Regions from separate parts of the Homo sapiens genome. Here regions 1, 2, 4, 5, 6 and 7 are each linked to region 3. A link is a contact called in ENCODE Hi-C or POLR2A ChIA-PET data. All regions are on one chromosome and are shown on one strand. The core of a region is the stretch at or near the end of the contact, and the rest is flanking DNA. Distances in the headings are between cores, read along the strand shown.

Region 1 (2,500 bases), core at 1-2,500, 640 kb after region 3:
AAAAGGGGCGCGAGGAGGACGGAAGGAGCGGGGAGATGGAGGTGCCCGCCGACCCCGCAAGAAAAGTTAGTTTGCGCCCGCCCCCAGGGGCGCTGACCCCCAGCGCGGGCCCCGCAGCCTCACCTCTCCCGGCCGCCCGCCGGGGTCCGGCTGGCCCTGCTCGGTCCCTGGCACTCAGGACGGTGGCTCCCACTCCCCCCTGCCCCCCTTTCTCCTTCTCCTTTTCCAAGGCCGGCTCGGCGCCTCCCGCAGGAAATCCCGCCCCTCCCCCCTCCCTCCCGCCGGATCGGGAACGGAGGGACCGTCCCGGCCGCGCAGTCAGGCTGTCAGTCAGCACCGGCGGCTCCGCCCCCATCCGCGCCAGATCCCGCCCCAACTCGTGCCCGCCCGGACCGGGGGCGCTGACCGGATCAGCGCATGCGCCCAGGTGAAACGGAGGGGCGGGGGGCGCGGGGGCAGAGGTGACCTGGGGCTCTGGACTTAGACCCAAGGGCTAGACACCCCGGGTCTGACTGGTGGGAGAGAAGACGTAATGTGAAGGGGGTTGGCAACCAAGACGCGGGACCCCACTTGCAGTACCCCCCGTCTGCGGCCGGCGTCGCCCACCCGCAGCCGCCGGCCGGGCAATGGCACCACCTAGCGGACGGCACCAGTGCGGGGACCCCAGCCTCGAGGAGGCGCTCGTGCCGGGCGGAGGTGGCGCTTCAGCACCGTCGTGGGCCGGACAGCGCCTCCCGCCCCCGGCCCTCGAAACCTGGCTTCGGAGCCCAGCCGTAGGGACCGGACGGAAGACACCGAAGGAATGGCGAACCTCCCCGGACCGCTCCTGACAGTTCCCGGGTGGCCTTCGGCCTGCAAAGTCGGAATTTGCACACCCTCCGCTCGTCCTTCCCTGAGCCCTTCTGCCCTCCTTGCCCAGCCCGGGCGGTGGGGACTAAGCAGCGCGAGGCTGCAGAGGGGCGGTCACAAGTGTGACCATTCGCACTGCACTCCAGACGCCGGCTCCTCAGGCTTTACTGGAGAGAAGCCCCGAGGAGGGCTAGGGGCAAAAGAGGGGCCTTCTGCATCTCCAGCAACCTGCGGGCTGAGCTCCCAGACCCGGCGTCGGGGTGCGCTTCCGGGCGGGCGCTAGGACCGGGGACAATCAGGAGGGCGCAGAGCGGGCTGGGGCGGTGCAGGGGGCGGGGCTGCCGCGGCATTGCGGATCGGCGGGCACTAGGGCAGCGCGGAGCTCCGGCGGTGGGCGGGGCGTGGCGGCGCGCGCAGCGGCAGGCGGCGGCGGGATGGAGCCCGAGCCCGAGCCCGCGGCCGTGGAGGTTCCCGCGGGGCGCGTGCTCAGGTGCGGCGCGGCCCGGCCGGAGTGGGTGTCGGGGGCGCGGGGCCAGCGCGGGTAGGGAAACCGGCGCCCGGGACCCGGCCAGGCGGCCCCCGATGCGCGGCGCTGACCCCGCGTCCCCTTCTCCCCCAGCGCCCGGGAGCTCTTCGCCGCCCGCTCGCGGTCGCAGAAGCTGCCCCAGCGCTCGCATGGCCCCAAGGACTTTCTGCCCGACGGCTCGGCAGCTCAGGCCGAGCGGCTGCGCCGGTGCCGGGAAGAGCTCTGGCAGCTGCTGGCAGAGCAGCGCGTGGAGCGCCTGTGAGAGGGGCGGGCCCAGGGGTAAGGGAAGCGGGGGCGAGGCGGGCCGCGGGGTCTCCGGAATGGACTGACGCAGACCCCTCCCCACTCCTCGCCAGGGGCAGCTTGGTGGCTGCCGAGTGGAGGCCAGAAGAGGGCTTCGTGGAGTTGAAGTCTCCCGCGGTGAGCGGCGGGCTCGGGGACCGGGGACCGCCCTCCCTGCCCTCCCTGCCCTCCCTCCCTTGTGACACTTGCTCTGGGCCCCACACAGGGCAAATTCTGGCAGACCATGGGCTTCTCAGAGCAGGGCCGGCAGCGCCTTCACCCGGAAGAGGCCTTGTATCTTCTGGAGTGTGTAAGTGGGGCCCGGGAGGTGGGGAAGGAGTTGGGACCAAAGAACGGGAAGGACACGTTTTATCGGAGAAAAAGCACACACAACCCGGTCTTTAGAGAACTGATAACCAAACTTCTAAAGCAGGAGGTGGTACGTTGCAGGGAGCAGGGATTCCAGTCCACATTAGTGATGCTGCCCCACTTTCCTGGTTGGCCACATTCTTGATGCGCTGCTGAGAGGGGGAGGGGGAGGTATCAGAGCTGGGAAGTTGCCCCATTCCTCTGTGGCACTGTAGTGAGGGCTCATAAGCTGAGCTGTTGGCCCCACTTCCAGGGCTCCATCCACCTCTTCCACCAAGACCTGCCACTGTCTATCCAGGAAGCTTACCAGCTGCTGCTGACCGACCACACTGTGACCTTCCTGCAGTACCAGGTATCTGCCACCACCCCGCCTCCGGGAGCCACCCATCCACTGAATCAATGAGTATTGACAAGTACCCATAAGGTGCCAGGCACAGTGTCACATGCTGGGGCTGCAGGGCAGACGAGGGCTAT
Region 2 (3,551 bases), core at 472-2,971, 990 kb after region 3:
GCACTTTGGGAGGCCGAGGCGGGTGGATTACCTGAGGTTGGGAGTTCAAGACCAGCCTGACCAACATGGAGAAACCTTATCTTTACTAAAAAATATACAATTAGCCAGGCATGGTGGCGCACGCCTGTAATCACAGCTACTTGGGAGGCTGAGGCGAGAGAACTGCTTGAACCCTGGAGGCAGAGGTTGCGGTGAGCCGAGATCATGCCATTGCACTCCAGCCTGGGTGACAGAGTGAGACTCTGTCTCAAAAATAAAAATAAAAATAAAAAATAGAAGCACTTGGGCTCAGACGGTCGGCATCTGAGCAGCAGCAGACCCAGTGGAGAACAGAGTGGAGGCTCTCCCATCTGAGGCCCCGGTGGGGTGGCTCATGCCTGTAATTCCAGCACTTGGGAGGCCAAAGTGGGTGGATCACTTGAAGCAAGGAGTTCGAGACCAGCCTGGCCAACATGGTGAAACCCTGTCTCTACTAAAAATACAAAAATTAGCCGGGCGTGGTAGCGCACGCCTGTAATCCCAGCTACACAGGAGGCTGAGGCAGGAGAATCACTTGAACCCAGGAGGCAGAGGTTGTAGTGAGCTGAGATGGTGCCACTGCACTCCAGCCTGAGCAACAGAGTTGGTGCAGGGAAGAAAGCTCTCCCATCCCCTGGGCACCATGGAATCACCATATAATGCCAGGTGCAGTGGCTCTCGCCTGTAATCCCAGCACTTTGGGAGGCCGAAGTGGGCCAATCACCTTAGGTCAGGAGTTTGAGACCAGCCTGGCCAACATGGTGAAACCCTGTCCCTACTAAAAATACAAAAATTAGCCAGGCATGGTGGTGGGCGCCTGTAATCCCAGCTACTCAGGAGGCTGAGGCAGGAGAATCACTTGAACCTGGGAGGCAGAGGTTGCAGTAAGCCAAGATTGTACGCTCCAGCCTGGATGACTCCGTCTCAATAATAATAATAATAATAATAATAATAATAATAATAATAATAATAGTGATTCTACTGAGGGGGAAGATGCCCCTCCCCATATGCCTGAAGTTGAATTTCTTACTTTCTTGGCAAAGGGCAGCTTATAATCACATTTTTTTTTTTTGAGACGGAGTCTCGCTCTATATGGCCCAGGCTGGAGTGCAGTGGCGCCATCTCGACTCACTGCAAACTCCGCCTCCCGGGTTCACGCCATTCTCCTGCCTCAGCCTCCCGAGTAGATGGGACTATAGGTGCCCGCCACCACGCCCGGCTAATTTTTTGTATTTTTAGTAGAGACAGGGTTTCACCGTGTTAGCCAGGATGGTCTCGATCTCCTGACCTCGTGATCCGCCCGCCTCAGCCTCCCAAAGTGCTGGGATTACAGGCGTGAGCCACCGTGCCTGGCCTATAATCACATTTTACTTGATTTAGGGAAACTACTCAAATGGACATTTCTTTTACCTGAGTTTGGGGGAACAAATTTGTGCTTGATACACCAAGTCTTTTTCTTTCAGCCAGTTGTCCTCTTTCTAATACGCCAGTGAGAAAAATAAAACTCCTGGTAAGTCATTGGTAACTTTCTGCCACTCACCGTTGGTTGCTCTGCTGCGGAGTGGCAGATGCCCTGTGAGGCGTTGGTGATGTTTGGTGACGTGGAAGTGGGCTATTTTGGATGAGTCCTTTTTGGCCGTGGGTATTTCAAGAACACAAATTGCCCGCTCCCTCATCAGAAGCAGGGCCAGAGCGTGTCTGGGGCTGTTTCTGGTTGCTATAGAGATGGGCCCCACCCTGAAGTTCCCGCTGGGACCTCCTGGCTCTGTCAAGTTCAGTTTCCCCAGACACAGCTGCAAGGCCTGTTCTGAGCAATTCCTGCTGTTAGAGTGTTTATACACACCTCGAGTGCATTTCCGCTTCTGAGCCTCCAAAACCACAGAAAGCCAGAAAGGGGCGGTGTGACCTCTGAAGATGTCCGCATCCCAGTACTGAGGAGCCTTGGCTGGAGGGACCCCCCTCTACACCAGAGAGCTGGAGGAGAGGAGGGACCAGGGGAGGTGCTTAAGGGCCTGGCCCCTCCCTGCTATTATATTTCTGGTCCCCCTTCCCAGAGTTAGGGGGCTCTTCTCCACTTCCCTGGCAAGATGCAAGGTGGCAGTTTTAGTCATTTTCATCCTCTTTTTCCCCTCCTTAAGCTTATCTCTCACCTAAATAATAGAATGATTTTGAAACTTCAAACCCTTTTTTTTTTTTTGAAATGAGGTCTCACTCTGTCACCCAGGCTGGAGTGCAGTAGTGTGATCTCAGCTCACCGCAACCTATGCCTCCTGGGCTCAAGCAATCCTCATACCTCAGCCTTCAGAGTAGCTGAGATCCCAGGTGTGCGTCACCATGCCTGGCTAATTTTTTTTTTTTTTTTGTATTTTTGGTAGAGATGGGGTTTCACCATGTTGCCCAGGCTGGCCCTGAACTCCTGAGCTCGTGATCCTCCCGCCTCAGCCTCCCTAAGTGCTAGGATTACAGGCGTGAGCCATGGCGCCCAGCCGAAACTTCAAATCTGATTGTACTGTTTCCCCATGTGAGACCATGCCCTGGCTTCCCATTGTTCCTAGGAAAAGTCCAGAATCCTTACCAGGCTCTGCTCTGCAGGACCTGGCCTGCCACCTCGGGCCTCTCACCCTTCTGCCCTGCACTGCTGTCCCCTGCAGCGCCCTGGCTGGTCTCGAGCCCACACCCATCCTTTCTGTCTTGTTAACTCCTCCTTGTCTTTCAGGCCTCAGCAGTCCTTTCTTCAAGGAAATGAGCCCTAGAAATGGCCTTCTGCCAGCCCCATTAGGGTTCCTTCTTATGGCCACTGTCCTTTTCTTTCTTTTTTTTTTTTTTTGGCAGGGGAGGGGGGACGCGTGGTAAAATATACATAACATAAAATTCACCATTATAACCTTTTTTTTTTTTTTTTTTTTTTTGAGACGGAATCTTGCTTTGTCACCAGGCTGGAGTGCAGTGGCGCAGTCTCGGCTCACTGCAAGCTCCACCTCCCGGGTTCAAGTGATTCTCCTGCCTCAGCCCCCTGAGTAGCTGGGACTACAGGTGCCCGCCACCACACCCAGCTACTTTTTGTATTTTAGTAGAGACGGGGTTTCACCATGTTGGCCTTGATCTCCTGACCCCGTGATCCACCCACCTCGGCCTCCCAGAGTGCTGGATTTACAGGCGTGAGCCACCACGCCCAGCCAATTTTAACCATTTTTAAATGTACACTTCAGGGGCTTTAAGTGAATACGTTGTTGTGCAGCCATCAGCACCATCCATCTCCAGAACTTTATCATCATTCCACACTGAAACTGTCCCCATTAAACACCAACTCCCCATTCCCTGTTGCCCAGCCCCTGGCAACCTCCATCGTATTCTAGGGACCTCATATATAAATGGAATCATAAAGTATTTGTCTTTTTGTGATTGGCTTATTTTACTTGGCATAATGTCTTCAAAGTTTATCCAAAGTGTAGCATATGTCAGAACTTCTTGATTGTTTAGGGATGAATAACAGTCCACTTTGTGTGTGTATATACATTTTTTTTTTTGCTTAT
Region 3 (3,422 bases), core at 485-2,984:
AGCGCTGAAGCCCCTTGTCCTGGGCAGTCCAGGCCAGTTGGTCACCCTACATTTCAAGCATCTGTGTGTGTGTGTATAATTAAGATATTCATCCTTTCTCTTGTCTCTCCACGGACACTCCAAGCCTCTCCAAAGCTAGGCAACTGTCTCACGTCTCAGTTAACCTGGGTATCCCCTCTCTACTCTGTCCCAAAGTCTGATGTGGAGTCTCAAGTAGAACCTGTAGCCTTGGCTTGGGGCCCTTCCTGCCGAGGCAGACACTGAAAGCCTTGAGATCCTGGCCTTCACAGGGGAAGGGGGAGGGGCAGAGGGCAGGCTGAAAGAACAGAATGGCACGGAGGACTGGAGCTATGGGTGAGGAGGGCATGGCAAGGCAGGTAAAGTTACAGAAAGCGGAGGAGGTGGGTAGCCTCGAGATGTAGGATGTTTGGGATAGAGTGAAGATAGACGAGAGAGGAGGGAAGATGAAGGAGGACAAAGTCATTTTGCAGGTCTACATAAGCCCCCTGGAGTGCTTGGCCAGGGAGGCAAAGCTGACCACCTGCCACTGACCACTCACCACCAATGTGCGTTTTACACCCCTGTCACACTGAGGACGGGAGGGGAGGGGAGCCTCAGGTGTAGGTGAGGAAGCAAGTGGGAAGTGTCCAGGCCAGATGGCTGGGAGCCCCTTCCCCATAAGGCAACCAGGAGTGCTCTTAAAACCCAAAGCGGGTGAGGCTTGCCCTTAGGACTGGAGCAGCAGGTGAATGATGGACTATGAGTAAGTGGCTTACCTTTAGCAGGTGTTGGGCCGTGTAGAAGCCAGCTGGGCCACTGCCCACCACACAGATCTGGGGGGTCTTCTCCTGTGTGGAGAAATGGTGGCAGAAGCCTGGGGCCAGGCAGAGGAGAGGGAAAAGGTCAAAATTAACTTCTCTCCCCAGTCCCAAACCAACCTGAATATCCAACAGAAGCTGGAACTTCCCAAGCTTCACCCTCACCTGCATCCTCCTTCTCTTGTTCCTCAAGGCTTTGGCATTTGCAGGGTCTCTTACTTCATCTGAACCCCCAAAGGCTGTGGGTTCATCCAGAGCCCACATCTCACCCATGAACCTACTACACCACTGCCAATGGCCTGCCCAACAACACTTCATTCCCTATCCAATCGGCTAGAATCCCACATCCTTCCAACGGCCTCCATATCATCCCAATCTCGCCCCCGTGGGTCTCCCCACGGTGTCCCTCCTCTAACCCCTCTCTCTCTCCACAAAACGCTATATTGCCCATATAGACCCGTCTTATTCCTACAGATCCCTGTTTCGACTCAGACTTTCCTCTCGCCCCACAGACCTCCGTATCATCCTCCATTCACCCCGTCTCACACCTGTAGATCTCAAAGTCTCTCCTTTTCACCTTTGTTGACCTCCGTCTCTAACCCTAGAAGCCTCACATCTCACGCACAGATCTCCGCCCACCCCCGTACACCACCGGGATCTCGCCAGCAGGAAGACACCCCTTCAGTCTCACCCTTCTCCAGCCCTGCCCCAGCTCTGCTCCGACCCCTACTCAGCGCTCGCAGGCCTCCCCGCGCTCCCATCCAGCCCCAAAGGCGCCCTGCTCCTACTCGGGGTGCTCCCGGCGGGAGGCAGCCGGGTCCGAGGCCACGCCGACCAGCCCCACCAGCGCCAGCAGCGCGAAGCCATGGCTGGGAGCAGCAACCTGCAAGTGGATCTGTTCCTAGCTACTGCTCCGCAGGGCAAGCCCGCTCCTGCCCGGGCCCGCCCACAAGCGAGGCCCCGCCCCAAACCCCGCCCCCTGCGCTCCGGGAAAGCGGAGCCTTGCGGCTCCACCCCGACTCCCGAGAGAATCCCGCCCCCAAAAGAGAGACCCGCCCTTAACTACGCCCCACCGTCGAAGCCCCGCCCCTCGGAGCATCCGGGGTATACGCGATTTAATACATTTCTCCCCAGGCCTCACCTTCCCTCCAAATCCCGGAAGCCTAGGGTTGGAAGAGAGCGAATCCCCATCGCTGTTTCAGTCCCTCCCCAAGGAAACAGCCACTAAGAAAGGAGCTTATTTTACTTAGCCGCGCCCCTCTCGGGAGGCTCTCGTCGCTCACTGATGACGCAGACGCCCTTGCCATTTGATTGCGAATCCTCCCACGTGACTTCGTCCTAGCCAATCACGAGTCCGGCTCCAAGCGAGCCTTCCCGCCGTTGGGAAATAACCAGAGTGCGGAAGTCTGGGGCGAGGGAGCTCCTTCCCGGAGCCCAGCAGCCTCCTTCTTCGACCCCGGGTGTTGTGCCGATGTAACCCCTCAAATCCCCGTCTTTGCCGGGCCAGGGAGAATATTAAACCCTGGAAAGCTCGTCCCACCTCACCTCCTTTCCCATTACATAGGTGAAGAAAAGCGGGGCGGGGCAGTGGCTTACGTATGGTACTAAGGACAGAGCGTCCGACCCCCGTGCAGCCGAGCCGGGACCAGAGTTGAGGTACTCCCCTCGGGTTCAGAATTTAAGGGGGCTCCAAAACACTCAGTAATCAAGATAAATATAATACTGCAACGTTTTAAAAGGTCAAAAGTAATGCAAAAAGTCTATGATCAAAATGTTTTTAAAAATAAGGACAGGATCCGTAGTCACAGCTGACCCAATAAGCCTAACCCCTCTTCCTTTTCCCCATGGGCCCTCTTGTCAAATATTACTTCCTTGGAGAAGCCTTTTCTCTGACCCGTCCCCTCCCAAGTTCCAAGGAGTTAAAGGCCTCTCATTCCACAGCATCTGACCTTATCCCATCATGACTTACTACACTGGTTGTCGTTTTTAATGAGATTTTAAATTCAATAATAACATACAGAAAAGTGCACAAATCATGAGTGTACAACTTGACAATATATCACAAGGTGTAACCATATAACCACCACCCAGATCAAGAAATAAAACATGGCCAGTATCCCAGGAGTCCTCTGTGCCCTTACTGGTCACTTCCCCTCCCTCCCACTGGTAAGTAAATGCTGTCTGCTTTCTAATAGGTCACTGTGTTTTATGCCTGTCCCACTAGACCAGGAGTAGGCAAACTATAGCTTGCAGGCCAAATACTGTCCACCAGCATGTTTTGGATGACCAACAAGAATGGCTTTTACTGTTTTTGTTTTTTTGGAGGTTTTGGGGTTTTTGTTTTTGGTTTTGATTTTGTTTTTTGAGACAGGGTCCTGCTCTGTCACCCAGGCTGGAGTGCAGTGGTGCTCACTGCAACCTCTGCTTCCTGGCTTGGCTCAAGCGAGCCTCAGGCCTCAGCCTCCGGAGTAGCTGGGACCACAGGTGCCTGCCACCACGCCTGGTTCATTTTTGCATTTTTTGTGGAGATGGGGTTTTGCCATGTCACCCAGGCTGGTCTCGAACTCCTGAACTCAAAGCGATCCTCCCACCTCGGCCTTCCAA
Region 4 (3,660 bases), core at 328-2,827, 550 kb after region 3:
GTAATCCCAGCTACTTGGGAGGCTGAGGCAGGAGAGTCAGTTGAAGCCGGGAGGTGGAGGTTGCGGTGAGCTGAGATTGCACCATTGCACCCCAGCCTGGGCAACAAGAGCGAAACTCCATCTCAAAAAAAAAATTTTTTTTTCTTAATTTTTACCTTTTAGACATTCTCCTCTCAATTTTCCCTTTCTTCGTCTTAACAATTCCACTTGGATCCACCGTTGTCATAGTTATTAAAAGCTTCTCAGACTGTATCTTTTAGCTGTTCTCTCCTGAGCATACCTGTATTGCCAGTCACCCAATGATCTCAAAACGCTTTGTAGATTACGACCATTATTTATTTTATTCTTCTTATTTTTTTTTTGAGACAGGGTCTCCCTCTGTCACCTGCCTTACCCTCCTTAGTAGCTGGGACTACAGGTGGGCACCACCACACCACACCCTGCTAATTTTTGTATTTTTAGTAGAGACTGGGTTTCTCCATGTTGCCCAGACTGGTCTTGAACTCCTGGGCTCAAGGGATCTGCCCACCTTGGCTTCCCAAAGTGTTGAGATTACAGGTGTGAGCCACTGTGCCCAGTGCCTTAAAGCTTTATAGAAAAAATAATGGCAGGCCGGGCACAGTGGCTCACACCTGTAATCCCAGCACTTTGGGAGGCCAAGGCAGGCAGGTCACCTGAGGTCAGGAGTTCGAGACCAGCCTCGCCAATGTGGAGAAACCCCGTCTCTACTAAAAATACAAAATTAGCCGGGTGTGGTGGCACATGCCTGTAATCCCAGCTACTCGGGAGGCTGAAGCAGGAGAATCACTTGAACCCGGGATGCGGAGGTTGCGGTAAGCCGAGATGGCGCCACTGCACTCCAGCCTGGGCAACAAGAATGAAACTCTGTCTCACAAAAAAAGAAAAGAAAAGAAAAGAAAAAATAATGGTCCGGAGCGGTGGCTCACACCTGTAATCCTAGCACTTTGGGAGGCCGAAGTGGGCAGATCACAAGATCAGGAGTTCGAGATCAGCCTGATCAACATGGTAAAACCCCGTCTCTACTAAAAATACAAAAATTAGCTGGATATGGTGGCAGGCCCCTGTAATCCCTGCTACTCGGGAGGCTGAGGCAGGAGAATCACTTGAACCTGGGAGGAGGAGCTGCAGTGAGCCGAGATCGCACCACTGCACTCCAGCCTGGGCAACGCAGTGAGACTCCGTCTTAAAAAAAAAGAAAGAAAGAAAGAAAAAAAATGTCTTAGGGCCCCTTTACAGAGAAAACATGCCACTCCAGCCTGTAGCTAAGCAGGTGTACCCCTGGTGGACAAGTGACTTACCCAGGACGATCACTGCCGAGGCCAGGATTTGGGAACATTCAAATGTAACTCGGTGGTTTCACATTTTACATGAAAGCATACTTCACGGTTTTAATTAGCAAGTGGAATAACTTCTACTTGCTCATGTTGTCAGCCCTACGTGTTGCCATCAACCACAGGGTAATTAGTGAGGGAAAGGATCAAGCGGCTTCTGTTGTGACAAAGAGTGCAGCATTTGTAGGTGATCCTTACCTAGGCTGGAAAATCGGGTACTTCCCTTGGTTGCCATTAGATGTCACTCGAGACAGGCAGGCATTTCCTCAGAGGTGGTTGTAGAACTAACTAACTGTAAAGGAATGCAGTCCTTTGGCTCCAAAAATGGATTCGACCTTGCTGCCCGGACTCGCCGCACTAGAAGTGCCAGGAAACGTTGTTTGATGGAGCGTGGAGGAAATATCCTGTTGCACCATATGTAATGGAAACCCTATTTCCCTGGAACCAAAACAGAATTCACGACCCAACAAGACTGCTCTCTCCCTCCCCCGCCAACCCCTAAATCTTTGTTAACCACAAGTTTCTTTTCTTTCTTTTTTTTTTGAGACCGAGTCTCGCTCTGTCACCCAGGCTGGAGTGCAGTGGCGCGATCTTGGCTCACCGTAAGCTCCGCCTCCTGGGTTCAAGCCATTCTCCTGCCTCAGCCTCCCGAGTAGCTGGGATTACAGGCGCCCACCACCACGCCCGGCTAATTTTTTTGTATTTTTAGTAGAGACGGGGTTTCACCGTTGTAGCCAGGATGGTCTTGATCTCCTGACCTCGTGATCCGCCGGCCTTGGCCTCCCAAAGTGCTGGGATTACATGCGTGAGCCACTGCGCCCGGCCAACCACAAGTTTCAATTCTTTGTGGTTACAAAAGAACAGAAATAATGTTTTCCCATTTACTTAATAAACTCAGAAGCTGCATTTTCTCTGCCTTCTATGAAACATATCTTCCCTTTCTACTAGACTCTTTTTTGGTTTTATGGCTCAAGGGCAGAAAGTTGTGGAATTTATTCTCTTTTCACTTCTAAAACATTTTCAGACTTAGATTGCTCAGTGGCAAAGTCTGATGTCTTCCTCTCTGGTTAGGATCCTGAATGTATGGACATTTTGTCTTAGGAGCAAAAATGAAATAATGCACACAGTGTGTTTAGCTCAGAGTCTAACCCTCAGCAAGCTCTTAAATGTAAGCTACAGCTGGGCACAGTGGCTCATGCCTGTAATCCCAGCACTTTGGGAGGAGGCCGAGGTGGGCGGATCACTTGAGGGCAGGAGTTCGAGACCAGCCTGGCCAACATGATGAAACCCTGTCTCTACTAAAAATACAAAAATTAGCCATGCGTGGTGGCAGGCACCTGTAATCCCAGCTACTTGGGAGGCTGAGGCAGGAGAATTGCTTGAACCCGGAAGGTGGAGATTGCAGTGAGCCGAGATTGCACCGTTGCACTACAGCCTGGGCAACAGAGCGAGACTCAGTCTCAAATGAAAAAAAAGTAAGCTACTACTACTACTGCTATTATTATTGTATGTCTGGATCATGACAGTAAGATAATTGCCAGTTAGAACCTAGAGGAACAAGATTGGTTGCAAGGATGCAAGCCTGCCCCAAGCCCCCACCCCCAAGGCATCTGGGCACCCTGAACCAGGCTGTCACCGGGAACAACCCCCTCTCCGAGCAATCTGACCACAGGAGAAGGTGAAGTAACGTGGCATAATGAAAACCAATAGTTTTGGTGGTAACAGACACTGTTTACTGGCTGTGTTTTATATGACAATACAGCTAAGGGTTTTTTTTTTTTTTTTTTTTTTTGAGATGGAGTCTCGCTGTGTCGCCCAGGCTGGAGTGCAATGGCGCAATCTCAGCTCACTGCAAGCTCCGCCTCCCAGGTTCACGCCATTCTCCTGCCTCAGCCTCCCGAATAGCTGGGACTACAGGCACCTGCCACCACGCCCGGCTAATTTTTTGTATTTTTAGTAGAGACGGGGTTTCACCGTGTTAGCCAGGATGGTCTTCATCTCCTGAGCTCGTCATCCACCCGCCTCGGCCTCCCAAAGTGCTGGGATTTACAGGCGTGAGCCACCGTGCCCGGCCTGGGTTTTAATTGGCAACTAGAATGTCCACTCTATTAAGCCTGTCTTTAACCCTTCTTATTACAAGCAATTAAATTAGGAGGAGAACTAACTCGTACAGAATACTGACTATGTTTTCGGGCCCTGTGCTGGACACTTGGCATAATTTCTCAACTAACTTCTGCAAACCTCAGAGTCCTCATCTATAATAATGTAAGGTGTGTGAGAAATAATTGATAATGTCCATTTTCCTGCT
Region 5 (3,405 bases), core at 1-2,500, 970 kb after region 3:
CTCACCTCCTGCAGGTATCGCAGCAGCTCAGAGGCCTCCGTCACATGGTTGGGCTCAGGATGACCCAGGCGGTGCAAGACAGTGTAGAGTGCGTCCTCGTAGAGCAGGGCCCGCTAAGACACACGGGGTCACCTTGGGGACCCCACCAGCCACCCCTGGCACCAACACCTCTCGCCATGGGCAGGACAAGGGCGGCTTGTGCAGCGGAGGGAGTTGAGACCCAGGAGTCCCCTCCCCACCGCAAGTTGCTTGCTGCCATCAGCGTCGGCCGGCAGGAGGACACACAGCCGCCCTCCCCACCTCTCTGCACCCCAGCACTCTGACTCTTACCTGCTCGGGGGAGAAGTGGTGGGATGGAGGCTGGATCTGCAGAGCAAGGTGGAAAGGCAGTGTCCCGGGAGGCCCAGAGCAGGCTCAGATGGACAGGAATGGCTCCTCTGAGGCCTGATCCAGGCCAAGGGTATGGGGGCCCCAGCACCCCGGCCTCCAGCCCCAGTGATGCCCCGCACCTGTTCCCCCAGCAGGCCTCCTGGAGGTCCGTCCCTGGGCCCGCCGTGGCTGAGGTCCATGGGTGCCCAGCAGCGCGAGCCCTCCGCACCCGCACCCCACCTCCCTCCCTTCCCCAGAGGAAACAGCTCTGCTTATCAGTGGCGGCTGCTCCTCACCCAGCAGCGGAAGTGAGGCTCGGCAGCGGAGGTGAGGGGGGTGCCACGTCGGCCTGGGGGTCTGCTGCTCCCCGAACAGCTCACCCCACAGCAGGGACACCCCCACCTAATGGAGTCGGCTCTTCTGAAGCTGGAGGAGTAGGGGATGGGGTCAGGCCAACCGGGAGGGAGGGGTTCTGAGAGCCTCAGACCACAGGGCCTGAGGCCCACAGTGGCCCAGAGTCCATCTGGCAGCCCCTGCTCTGCTGGCCCAGGGGGCTCTCCCCAGGGTGGAGTAGGCAGGGGAGGGTCGCTGGTCCCCAGTCCCAGCCTTCGAGAGGTGGGGCCAGACAGCAGGGCACCCGTACCCGAGACCACAGTGCTCCCCAAGGCCAGCTCTCTCCCCAGTGAGGTCACTCCTACCTCCGGGGCCATTTGGGGCGGGGGATCCTGTAGATCTCTGACTCTGCGGCGCCTTATCTTGATGGCCTGGCGCAAGAAGGGAGGGCGCTGCTGCGGATGGGAGAGGAGTGTCGCCATGGTGGCCTTCTCTGCCCTTCCCTGTCCGCTGGTGCTGGGTGAAGACAGCGAAGCCACAGGATTATGCAAAGAGCCTGGGGCTGCCACCCTCTGTCAGGGGAAGTTTTAGGGAGGGTGGCTGGGAGGGACGGAAGGGTGAGGGTTTCACCGCTTCGGAGAGGCAGTCTCCCAGGCCCCCTGCACCTTCCCCAGCTGGGATCCCTACAGGACCCTCCTCTGGCTGGAGCAGAAGGTGGACCCCGTGGGCAGGCCTGGCCCCGCCCCACCCTCCTACAGAGGCCCTGGGAAGGGGACAACGCTCTCAGCAGGGGGCGGGGGGGCCCAGAACAGGCGGGCAGCATCCTGCCCCATCCATGTGCTGTGCCCAGGCTGGGCTGAACCCTGAGAGAAGCTGACCTGGGCCCGGGGGGGTTCTCACCCCACTTCCTCGAGTGCGTCCAGACGTGGGGCGGGGCGGGGTGGGGTGGGGTGTGGTGGCGCCCAGGGTGGGGGCTCCCAAGAGGCGTCTCCCTGGAGGACAGCCAGTTGCTCAGCCTGCCTGGCCCCACAGGTGACATTCCTTGGAGATGACGGGGCCAAGCTGTGCTGGGCAGGGACAGCCCTGTGCCCCTGCCCCCACCTTGGCAGTCAGGACAGTGCTCCCTTCAGACACCCTTGAAGGGGGCTTAGCCAAGTCCCAGAGAGCTCTGGGCCAGGCTGGCCAGGAGGAGGAGGCAGAGGGGCTGCTGCCCGATCTCTCCTGAGGACAGACTTGGCTCCCGGGGGACAGGAAAATGCGCCTCAGCATGGGGCTTTCCTAGAGCTCTGTGGCCTGCCCACCCTGTGCCCAGTGCTGGGCTGGGGGACTTGCGGGCGTGTGGGCCTGGTCACGGCCTTTGGCCATTTCCCACCCTCCTGTCCCTTCAAGTTCACAGCAGGGCACGTGACGTGGGTGGTGGCAAGCCGGCTTGGCTACCTCAGTGTCCCTGTCACAGGTCCTGACGTGCTCCAGGGCTGACTCGGCCTCCTCCCTCCAGCAACCAGGACTTAGGCCAGGGCTGCCATTCCTCGAGGAGCCAGCAGGGGACAAGGTGGCAGCCCCAACTCCTCCCTTCAAGGCCAACTCTGGGCCACATCCACCTCTGTCCCAGCCAGGCCCTGGGGACTCAGTGGGGGAGGGACACAGCTGCTGAGCGACAACCGTTAAGAACCAGCTCCAGAGGCCAGAGCTGTCTTGGGGACCAGACAGGCTGGCTGGGCCGTGAGAATGGGGATCCTCCCATGGGAGGGAACCGTCCCAGAAGTCTCCAGGGCCCTCAGCGGCCAGACGGCTCTCCTTCCGGAAGAGACCCCCGGGTCACCACACGCAGAGCCAGAAAGGGTCCAGTTATTTCATTTTTACTATTTCACATTTTCAGCAAACAAATCGAGGTGCAAACAGGGTTTATTTCACATTAATATATTAACTGGATTTTTTGTCAAATAAATAGGGAATTCTCTTTAAATAACCATCTCCTCACTTCATGGCCAGTCCAGGGACAAACAAGAGTGAATGTTAGCGCATCCAGGGGCACAAAGCTTAAGGGGAAGAAGCAGGCTGGGGGGCTGGTGGCAGGTCCCGGCCAGCACACAGGGTCAGGGGCCCTTGTTCCCGGCCCCACCCAGCAGCCACCAAGTGGACAGACATGCATTCTCTGGTTCCAGTCAGGAAGCTCCTTCTAGAAGGAAGTGAGAGGTGAGGGAAAGCAAATTCCAGAAACACCAGCAAAAGGCAGAAGGGCTTCCTCCCAGCCTCGGCGGCCCTGCCCCGACGCCACCCAAGCCCTGGAAGCTCATTTTACAGCTTCAAAAGTCACACAGGGTGGCAACAACATGACCCAGGACAGGGAAGGGAAGGAAGGGTGGCGGGGGCTGCAGCTGGACCCTGGCTGAGTGGAATGCGGGCGCGGTGGCCTTCTGAGACCAGCACAGACCAGCAGAGGGAATGTGAGCAGGGTCTGGCAGGGCCCGGGAAGACACCTGGCTGGTCTGAAGTGGCTCATGAGGCTGAGTGTAGCAGTGGGTGCCAGACTGAGGGAGCTGGACTGCGGTGGAGGAGGTGGCCAGAGAGTCCCTTCGAGGGGAGAAGCTGAGAGTGAAACAGGAACAGGGGATGCTCCGTGCTCCCAGAAGAGCCCCAGACGGTGAGGGAGGTACGCTGGGCAGCACTGTGGGCTCCGGGCTGGCATGGGAAGCTGGGCGG
Region 6 (3,476 bases), core at 444-2,943, 580 kb after region 3:
GTAGTCCTAGCTACTCAGGAGGCTGAGGTGGGAGGATTGCTTGAGCCCAGGTGTTCGAGGCTGCAGTGAGCTATGATGGCACCACTGCACTTGCCAGACTGGGTGACAGAGTGATACCCTGCTCTAAAAATAAATAAATATGTACATACATACAAGAAAAAATAAAAGTCAAGAAAGGTAGCATTTGAGGTGGGCCTTTAGGTTGATTAAGTATTTATTTGCATGCTGGCTTTACTGATAAGAAAGAACCGTCAGGCTGGGTGCGGTGGCTCACGCCTGTAATCACAGCACTTTGGCAGGCCGAGGCAGGTGGATCACCTGAGCTCAGGAGTTTGAGACCAGCCTGGCCAACATGTTCAAACCCTGTCTCTACTAAAAATACAAAAATTAGCTGGGTATGGTGGCAGGCACCTGTAATCCCAGCTACTCCGGAGGCCGTGGCAAGAGAATCACTTGAACCCGGGAGGTGAAGGTTGCAGTGAGCCGAGATCAAGCCATTGCCCTCCAGCCTAGGCGACAAGAGCGAAACTCCGTCTCAAAAAAAAAAAGAAAAAAAGAACCTTTAAAGCAAAGCGTAGGGAACCAACCATGTGACGAAGGAGCAGAGGTGGAAAGGTCTCTGTCACGTTTAAAGAATGGTGGTTAATCTATGTGGCTGCAGGAATAGTTTAGCCTGTGGGGACTTAGACCTGGAAACGTATGTCTGAGTCAATTTATGAAGGACTTTGAACATCAGGCAGAAAGATTTGGACCTATTTGCAAAGGTGAACTATCAGTTTTTGTGTGCAGGTTAGTGACATGATTCTTATGGCGTTTTAGGCAACAGCTAAACTGGGTCATACAAGATTAGGTACTAAAATGCCATCTTCTTGTCCAGCTGAGAAAGGGATTTTAATTACGTAATTAAACTCATGAATGTGGGAAGGGGCTCTTACTTCACAAGGCCAACCTCAGCTCTTTCCCAATTATATAAACAAGTTTTTGTTTGTTTTTTTGTTTTTGTTTTTTTTAAACAAGCCTTCCAGACTTAGATCTCTGGGAAAAGAGAAGTAAATACTGACACAGGCTTGCTTTGTTTTCCCAAGAGAGGTCTCCCAGGCGATTTATCTAATTACCTAGAAAAAAAATTTAACTTGTTTTTCCCTTTAGATTTCAGCCGAGCTGGAAGCGGGAGGGGGGAATTGCAGTATTGCCTTAGATTTTCTAGATTTGGTTTGGACGCAATATTCGTCCTGAGGGAGTCCCTCCAAGGCCTCTCGGAGCGGGCAGCCTCTAGGCATTTGTTCAAGGCAACAAGGAGGGAGCTTAGAAGAACTTAAGAGAGGCGGGGAGCTCTGCAAAGGGCTTATTTTAAAAAGAAAGGGAAAAAAGGTGGGGCGCGCCGTCTATCTTTTTAGAATAATTCTGTAGGAAAACGAATCGGAGGTAAAGCCATGCCCTCTGGTCAGGGTTTCTGGACTAGAAACTGCCTGAGCTTTACGCACAGGAAAGGACAGTGGCTCTTCACTCTCCCGGCCGCATCACTCGGCACCTAATTCCGCCAGGCTCCCAGAGGGGCGGTTGCAGCTACAGCCTAGCACGCCGCGTAGCCAATAAGAAGCCAGAATTCCCCCTATTCTCAAATCCTGACCAATCGGTGGCCTGAACTTTAGCTCTCTGGCCGGCGCCTCTGTTGCCCGGAAGGGAGGCAAGCCCCCTTAGAGTTGCCAGTAACGGACATGGCTGCGGCCCCCGGAGGAGGGGACGTGAAGTGAGGAGGGGGTTGGGAGGGGAGAGGACGCGGGCGAGGAAGACCAGCCCCGGGGCCCCGGTAAGTACGAGAAGGCCCGTGGCCCGAAAGTGGGGAGCAAGGGGGCGTGGGGCTCGGCCTTGCGCGTCCTTTGGATTCTTGGCCAAGGAAAGGGGAGTCTGGGGTCTGCACCCAGAGAACGGCTTAAGGGGATGCCTCCTGAGGGGGAGTCCAGGGACTGGCTCTAGTCTCCAGCTCTTGACCATTGCCTTCCCCCGAGTCTTCAGACTCTTGCTCTCAGCCCTGGATTGGTCCATTGTGGGGTCTCTCGCCAGAAATAAAGCCTCTCGCCAACAAAGAATCCCTGCCCCAGGTCTGTCGTGCCTAGGCCCTGGCCCAGAGGGCTCCCAACGCCGACGCCCTGAGTATTTATTTCGAGGCCCCTGGGAGTCCTCATCCCCGACCTAAATAAAGACCGTTGTCCCGCCTGCGCGCGCTCTCCGCAGCCGCCCGGGGTCCTCGCGCGGCCGTCCCCAGCTGGATGGAGCCGGCCGAGGGGCTCCTGGCAGCCATCCCTGATCTTGCAGTTTGGAGCGGGCTTTTTTTTCTTTCCGCCTTTCCAGAAGCGTTTTCAGGCTCCTCGGAAGCTCACCATCCATGCCATCGGATAAAGTGACTCCTGTGGAATGCCCTCGTTCCTGTACCGCACACCCCTGGAGCCCAGGTCTCCTGGTTCCTAGCATGCCACGATGCGGCCCCTGCCCGCTGCCCAGCGCCAGATGCAAGCAAAGCCCCGCTCTTTCATTGGTGTGTCACCGCGGGCTAAACTTTGGCGTTGCCTTGGTCACGTGCTGCTACATCCCACCCTCTCTCCTGAGTTTTTCGGTGGCTCTTGAGGGAAAAAAGGAGGGAGCTCGTTATGGAATCTGTTTTCCTTCTGCTATGTGGGTGTATGCATTGGAGAGAAGGATCTTTTTCTCATGATTTATCCAAGACGCTCAGCTTTAGTGACATAGTTGTTATTCCGCAGGTAATCTTGGAAGATGGAAGCAGGGAGGGGGCAGTTTTAACATTTTCATTTTGCAGATGTGGAGATTGTTCGGAGAGGCAAGGCCAGGGTCACCTAGAGCCAAACTAGAATCCGAAAGTCCAGGGGCTTGAGTTCTTTATCCGCTAGACCTAGTTGTTTCCTAGGTGTGACCTGAGGAGATCAAGTTCCCTGACTCCCCTGAGCTCTTGCAGGGTGGCTCTGGGCATTAAAAGCGATGGGCATTAAAAGTAGGATCCTCCTATGCTTCCTGGCAATGACTAGGGTCTTCATACCTGGTTTGCATTCAGTAATTTTAAGAAGCCAGCAGGTAGTTCTCTGGCAGACTTCTTGTATTAATATTCATTGTAGTCTCTGTCTGTATTGGGGGCGTAAATTATTTTAGTGATTCTCAGGGCAGCGAGAGGCAGAGTAAGAGGAAGGTATGCCTCTTCCTTGGTTTTTGGGAACCATTACAGTGTCATTAGAGATGTTATTAACAGGAACGCGTTGCATACAGGAACAGCGTGGAGGCAGAAAAAGATTGAGAGCCATTGAAGAGAGAAGAAATGGCACTGTGGTATCTCTTTATAGTACTTTTGGCAAAAGAAGAGCTGATCTTGGTATTCTGAAGAGGTAGTTTAAAAAAAAAGTTAGATCCTGAGGCATAACTAAAAGAATACAAATAAATAAAAAAATTTAAAGCAATGGCACTAGTAA
Region 7 (3,581 bases), core at 999-3,498, 910 kb after region 3:
TTTTCTAGGTTATACAGAATCCTGTCATTTCCATGCCTTTGTGTGGATGGACAGTCATTTTCTTTCCAGCTTTGCTGATTATTAGAAACTAAAGCCACCCGGAGAAAAAAGGTATGGATATACATTTATCCATTTAAGTATGATTCGTGGAAACAGGAGTCCGGGCGCAGTGGCTCACGCCTGTAATCCCAGCTCTTGGGAGGCTGAGGAGGGTGGATCGTGAGGTCAGGAGTTCGAGACCAGCCTGACCAACATGGTGAAACCACGTCTCTACTAAAACTACAAAAATCAGGTGGGCGTGGTGGCACACACCTGTAATCCCAGCTACTCAGGAGGCTGAGGCAGGAGAATTGCTTGAACCTGGGAGGCAGAGGTTGCAGTGAGCCGAAATCACACCACTGCACTCCAGCCTGGGCAACAGAGCAAGACTCTGCCTCAAAAAAAAAAAAAAAAAAAAAAAAAAAAGGCTGTCTCTCTTACTTCGTAGTCATGCAGGTATGTTTCACTTTTTCCAGATTGGTACAACGGAGGAAAAGCAACACAGGAAATGAGGAAGAATAAAAAATGTTTATACAATGAAAAAAAGCAGAAGAAAACAAAACAAACAAAACCCAACAGTGAATGTGATGTAGTCTTGTAGGCTACTGTCCTAGTTCCTCTTGTTACCAACTTGCTGAGTAACTTTGTGCAAGTTACTTAGCTTCTCTGGGTTTCGGTTTCCTCTTTTGTAAATTAAGCAGTTTGGATGATATCATCTCCCAACTCCACCAGTACACACTTATTCTGAAGCTCATGATATACATCTATTATTTAAAATCCAGTGCTGTGAACTCTATTTCTTCAGTCAGATCACACTTGAGTATTGTGAGGCTAACATAAACCAAGTAACTTGCGTTTAATCATAGGATTAAAGCAATATACTACAACTTTTATTTGTCCTTTTGTAATTTTTCATTTTCAAACGCCCCTAGTGGCTAAACGATTTAGCCTGTTTAGGAAAAACCAGTTTCTCAACTCTGTGATGTGGCTTCTGATGTGAGGGAACTTGGAGCTAAATAAAATAAGTATGTGTCACTCAAACATTAACGATTTTCCATTAGCCCCACCACCCTTCATCCCTAAGGTTATTTGGAATGTGTTTCTTTAATGAGATAATCATTTGTTAATATAATCCCATCTAAGAAAATATAAATCAAAACCAGTGGATTTGAAATAGATTCAATATGAAAAACCAAATTAAATGACAACGGTTAAAATATCTACGGAGAACATTCTAAAACTCACAGAAACAAATGCCTAGGTCTGGGGCATCTGGCTTATTTTATAAAGTGAAGAACTTTGCTTGACTGGTGGGAAGCAGAGAGGGGAAAGATAATGTCCCAAGTAAAAAGGCTGACGTCCAGACAAGAAAACTAGAGTGGATAAATACGGGCACGCCCTACTCAAACCCAGGCCTTTCCTCTGGACCCTGTGATGCTTCTCAACACTGGCAACTTGTCAGTGTACCTCAGAGACTATTCTAGGCGGAGATTAAATTCGTCCTTGGCCCTTAATGTACTGGAAACAAGTTGGTCAGGCCAGGTGTCAGGCTGAGAAAGCACACAAGTCGTGGAGTTCCAGGTGTCGAGTTTGGCAAAGGTAAATGAAGCGCCTCGGCAAAGGCGCGGGAACTGTAGCGTGCGGTGTACCTCCTCCTTAGCAAAGCTTTCTCAATGCCTCTTAGGTTAGACCCGCCGCAGGGATGAAGGGGTTGCTGGCGGATTGCAGGTGCCTGCAGCACAGGGCCCAGAACTAAGAACCGACAACACAGATTCTTAAGCCCTGCTTGGAGCACTGCTCTGAGCTGGCATTAGAACCGAACCTAGCTGTACTAAGTATAAAGGCAAAGTAGTTATGACACTGTTGGCAGTGAAATTATACTTGGAACTCTTTCGCAGAAATCGCTAGGGCCTCCCTAGCTCTGGGCCCCTTCTCCTCCAGGCGCTCCAGTTTCATGGAAAGGCTTCCCTATGAAACTGAAAACGCGCTGGTAAGAAGGAGAAATGCGACCGGACTGCAATTCCCAGAAGCCGTCGCAGGCCCTCAGCATCCGGGACACTAGCAGCAAGGATCCCTGGGTATTGTGGTCCTGTGCTTTGCCAGCAACCCTCTGCCGACGGTAAAATTCCAGCCGGACATAGAACCACAACTCCCAGCAACCCCTGCTGCCGTGTGGGGGGTCTTCACGTTCTCGTGGCGCGGCGCAGGCGCACTGGGTCCTCGGCGCGGACCGCGCAGACTGAATAATAAAAGGGGAGCGGCGAAGAGGCAGGAAGACAAGACCATGTCGAAGGGCCCCGGGCCCGGCGGCTCCGCAGCTTCCTCGGCGCCCCCGGCCGCTACCGCTCAGGTGCTGCAGGCACAGCCCGAGAAACCGCAGCACTACACGTACGTAGAGCCCCCCCCCCCCCGCCGCGCGCGCACGCCTGACGTCAGCGGCCAGCGTGAGTCACGCGCGCAGGGAGAGCGCGAGGCGGCCTCTTCCTCCCCCCCTTCCTCCTCCGGCCCGGCCCAGACCGGTTCCAACCTGCTGGGGCCGGTCCCAACTGCCTCCAACTGCCACCAACCTCTGGTCGGGCTGTGGGGCGGGAAACTCGGTCCCGGCCGCCGAGTGGGGAAGGCGGGAGCTCGGGATGCAGAGTGCACTCTCCCTAGGCCAGGCCTTCGAGGCCTAACTGTTCCTCAGACCATAAAACCACAGTAGTAGGCTCCTTTGGGGCAGTGAGAAGTCCAAGACACAACCAAGAGGAGTTCCGTGGGGTCCAGCCCCAGAACCCACCTATGAATGATGATTAACGTGAAGTCCTGTCAGGAGATTCCGTGCAGTTTGCGCAGGAAGCCTTTTGTGTCCCTAAGGCTCGTAGGTTGTCCACGAGGGCCACACTTGCTTGAATTCACAGTCGACGTAGATAAACATGCAAAGATGGAAACGTGTCCGTGCGTGCCCATGACCGTTTCCCTCGCGGGCTGTGCGGAGCCTGAGTCTGGGAGCCCGAAGGTGATGGGTTCCAAGTATGTCTGCAGGCTCAGCAGAAATGTAGCATTAGAGGGAGCCCCAAATACTGACACTACAGGAGTCCAGCAGGATGGGAAAACCTCTTCCTGGAAGTCTTGCATCTGTGTGCTTTTAGGTCGCTGTCTTCATTTCCTTCAAGCCACGTTAAGCATTCCCTAGAGTTAGGTGATGTGGGAGAAAGATGAATAAGGGGCGGTTTCTCCTGTTAAGCAAAATGTTGCTTTCCATTTTCCCTGATGCTCTGTGAATGCCTCTCATCCCCATGGGCTCCTGAGTGATGTGCATGTTTAAAAGGATCCCCAGCTGCGAGAGGTTTTGGAACCTGGGGGGTTGAACAGCTCTTAAGTTGTTCAGTGAACGAAGAACAGAATCATCTGTTGGAGTAGAAAGAACTCAAACCAGTCAGGAGGAACTCTTGTTATAGAAGACCTTGGGAAACTGTTCTGGGGTTGGGGAACATTGGTTATAGGAAGTGTATGGTTTCTTTGTGGGATTCTTTGTTGTTGGCTGAAATCATTTAAGCTTC

Evidence for each region. A loop is a pair of places that touch in the nucleus more often than their neighbours do. ChIA-PET counts read pairs that join two places held with the same protein, here RNA polymerase II (POLR2A). Pooled maps may share reads with other maps.
Region 1: a pooled map shows a loop between it and region 3 (16-fold over the local background). The contact joins the promoter of TSEN54 here to the promoter of FDXR in region 3. A Hi-C loop is called at or near these places in 1 of 168 maps with a recorded cell type or tissue (naive thymus-derived CD4-positive, alpha-beta T cell), 4 of 37 single-sample maps with no recorded cell type and 11 of 50 pooled maps. POLR2A ChIA-PET finds 5 or more read pairs at or near these places in 3 of 52 experiments (CD4-positive, alpha-beta T cell, HCT116 and MCF 10A).
Region 2: a pooled map shows a loop between it and region 3 (4-fold over the local background). The contact joins the enhancer-like site here to the promoter of FDXR in region 3. A Hi-C loop is called at or near these places in 6 of 50 pooled maps. POLR2A ChIA-PET finds 5 or more read pairs at or near these places in 3 of 52 experiments (CD4-positive, alpha-beta T cell, K562 and endothelial cell of umbilical vein).
Region 4: a pooled map shows a loop between it and region 3 (2.9-fold over the local background). The contact joins the enhancer-like site here to the promoter of FDXR in region 3. A Hi-C loop is called at or near these places in 4 of 37 single-sample maps with no recorded cell type and 4 of 50 pooled maps.
Region 5: a loop to region 3 is called in a pooled map, with 6 times the contacts of the local background. The contact joins the promoter of UNC13D here to the promoter of FDXR in region 3. A Hi-C loop is called at or near these places in 6 of 50 pooled maps. POLR2A ChIA-PET finds 5 or more read pairs at or near these places in 4 of 52 experiments (CD4-positive, alpha-beta T cell, K562, SK-N-SH and 1 more).
Region 6: a loop to region 3 is called in a map of naive thymus-derived CD4-positive, alpha-beta T cell, with 25 times the contacts of the local background. The contact joins the promoter of TMEM94 here to the promoter of FDXR in region 3. A Hi-C loop is called at or near these places in 1 of 168 maps with a recorded cell type or tissue (naive thymus-derived CD4-positive, alpha-beta T cell), 1 of 37 single-sample maps with no recorded cell type and 11 of 50 pooled maps. POLR2A ChIA-PET finds 5 or more read pairs at or near these places in 4 of 52 experiments (A673, activated B cell, activated CD4-positive, alpha-beta memory T cell and 1 more).
Region 7: a loop to region 3 is called in a pooled map, with 22 times the contacts of the local background. The contact joins the promoter of UNK here to the promoter of FDXR in region 3. A Hi-C loop is called at or near these places in 2 of 37 single-sample maps with no recorded cell type and 8 of 50 pooled maps. POLR2A ChIA-PET finds 5 or more read pairs at or near these places in 3 of 52 experiments (A549, HEK293 and HepG2).

What each region holds. Positions count from the first base shown.
Region 1 is chr17:75,515,278-75,517,777 of GRCh38, forward strand. It overlaps TSEN54 (tRNA splicing endonuclease subunit 54), which reads left to right and starts at 1,251. Exons shown (of 11, transcript NM_207346.3): 1 at 1,251-1,339; 2 at 1,469-1,633; 3 at 1,732-1,795; 4 at 1,884-1,967; 5 at 2,280-2,378. The coding sequence starts at 1,284. It overlaps CASKIN2 (CASK interacting protein 2), which reads right to left and starts at 260. Exons shown (of 20, transcript NM_020753.5): 1 at 124-260. RefSeq lists silencers at 110-719, 1,110-1,489 and an enhancer at 1,031-1,325.
Region 2 is chr17:75,862,815-75,866,365 of GRCh38, forward strand. No RefSeq gene overlaps it. Among named protein-coding and RNA genes, the nearest start is that of WBP2, 9.3 kb to the left of the region's middle. RefSeq lists enhancers at 1,714-2,008, 2,076-2,235, 2,139-2,639. Within about 2 kb of position 1,722, at least 22 of the 41 ENCODE cell types and tissues checked have a DNase peak (open chromatin) inside an H3K27ac peak, as active enhancers do; they include CD4-positive, alpha-beta T cell, where a contact is called at or near this core.
Region 3 is chr17:74,871,260-74,874,681 of GRCh38, forward strand. FDXR (ferredoxin reductase) reads right to left here and starts at 1,735. Exons shown (of 12, transcript NM_024417.5): 1 at 1,607-1,735; 2 at 777-874. The coding sequence starts at 1,685. RefSeq lists enhancers at 1,087-1,987, 1,785-2,079, 2,035-2,264, 2,885-3,422 and silencers at 1,475-1,604, 1,645-1,874.
Region 4 is chr17:75,424,899-75,428,558 of GRCh38, forward strand. No RefSeq gene overlaps it. Among named protein-coding and RNA genes, the nearest start is that of MIR3678, 21 kb to the left of the region's middle. RefSeq lists an enhancer at 1,847-1,906. Within about 2 kb of position 1,578, at least 21 of the 41 ENCODE cell types and tissues checked have a DNase peak (open chromatin) inside an H3K27ac peak, as active enhancers do.
Region 5 is chr17:75,843,154-75,846,558 of GRCh38, forward strand. UNC13D (unc-13 homolog D) reads right to left here and starts at 1,251. Exons shown (of 32, transcript NM_199242.3): 1 at 1,068-1,251; 2 at 331-366; 3 at 6-113. The coding sequence starts at 1,184. It overlaps WBP2 (WW domain binding protein 2), which reads right to left. Exons shown (of 8, transcript NM_012478.4): 8 at 2,546-3,405. RefSeq lists silencers at 521-580, 1,431-1,490, 1,501-1,660 and enhancers at 768-1,472, 1,891-1,970, 2,101-2,190.
Region 6 is chr17:75,454,942-75,458,417 of GRCh38, forward strand. It overlaps TMEM94 (transmembrane protein 94), which reads left to right and starts at 1,694. Exons shown (of 32, transcript NM_014738.6): 1 at 1,694-1,810. RefSeq lists an enhancer at 1,391-1,440 and a silencer at 1,591-1,750.
Region 7 is chr17:75,782,558-75,786,138 of GRCh38, forward strand. It overlaps UNK (unk zinc finger), which reads left to right and starts at 2,249. Exons shown (of 16, transcript NM_001080419.3): 1 at 2,249-2,427. The coding sequence starts at 2,324. It overlaps MIR4738 (microRNA 4738), which reads right to left and starts at 2,050; the gene lies at 1,964-2,050. RefSeq lists enhancers at 601-780, 2,343-2,921, 2,511-2,910, 2,922-3,499 and a silencer at 2,311-2,450.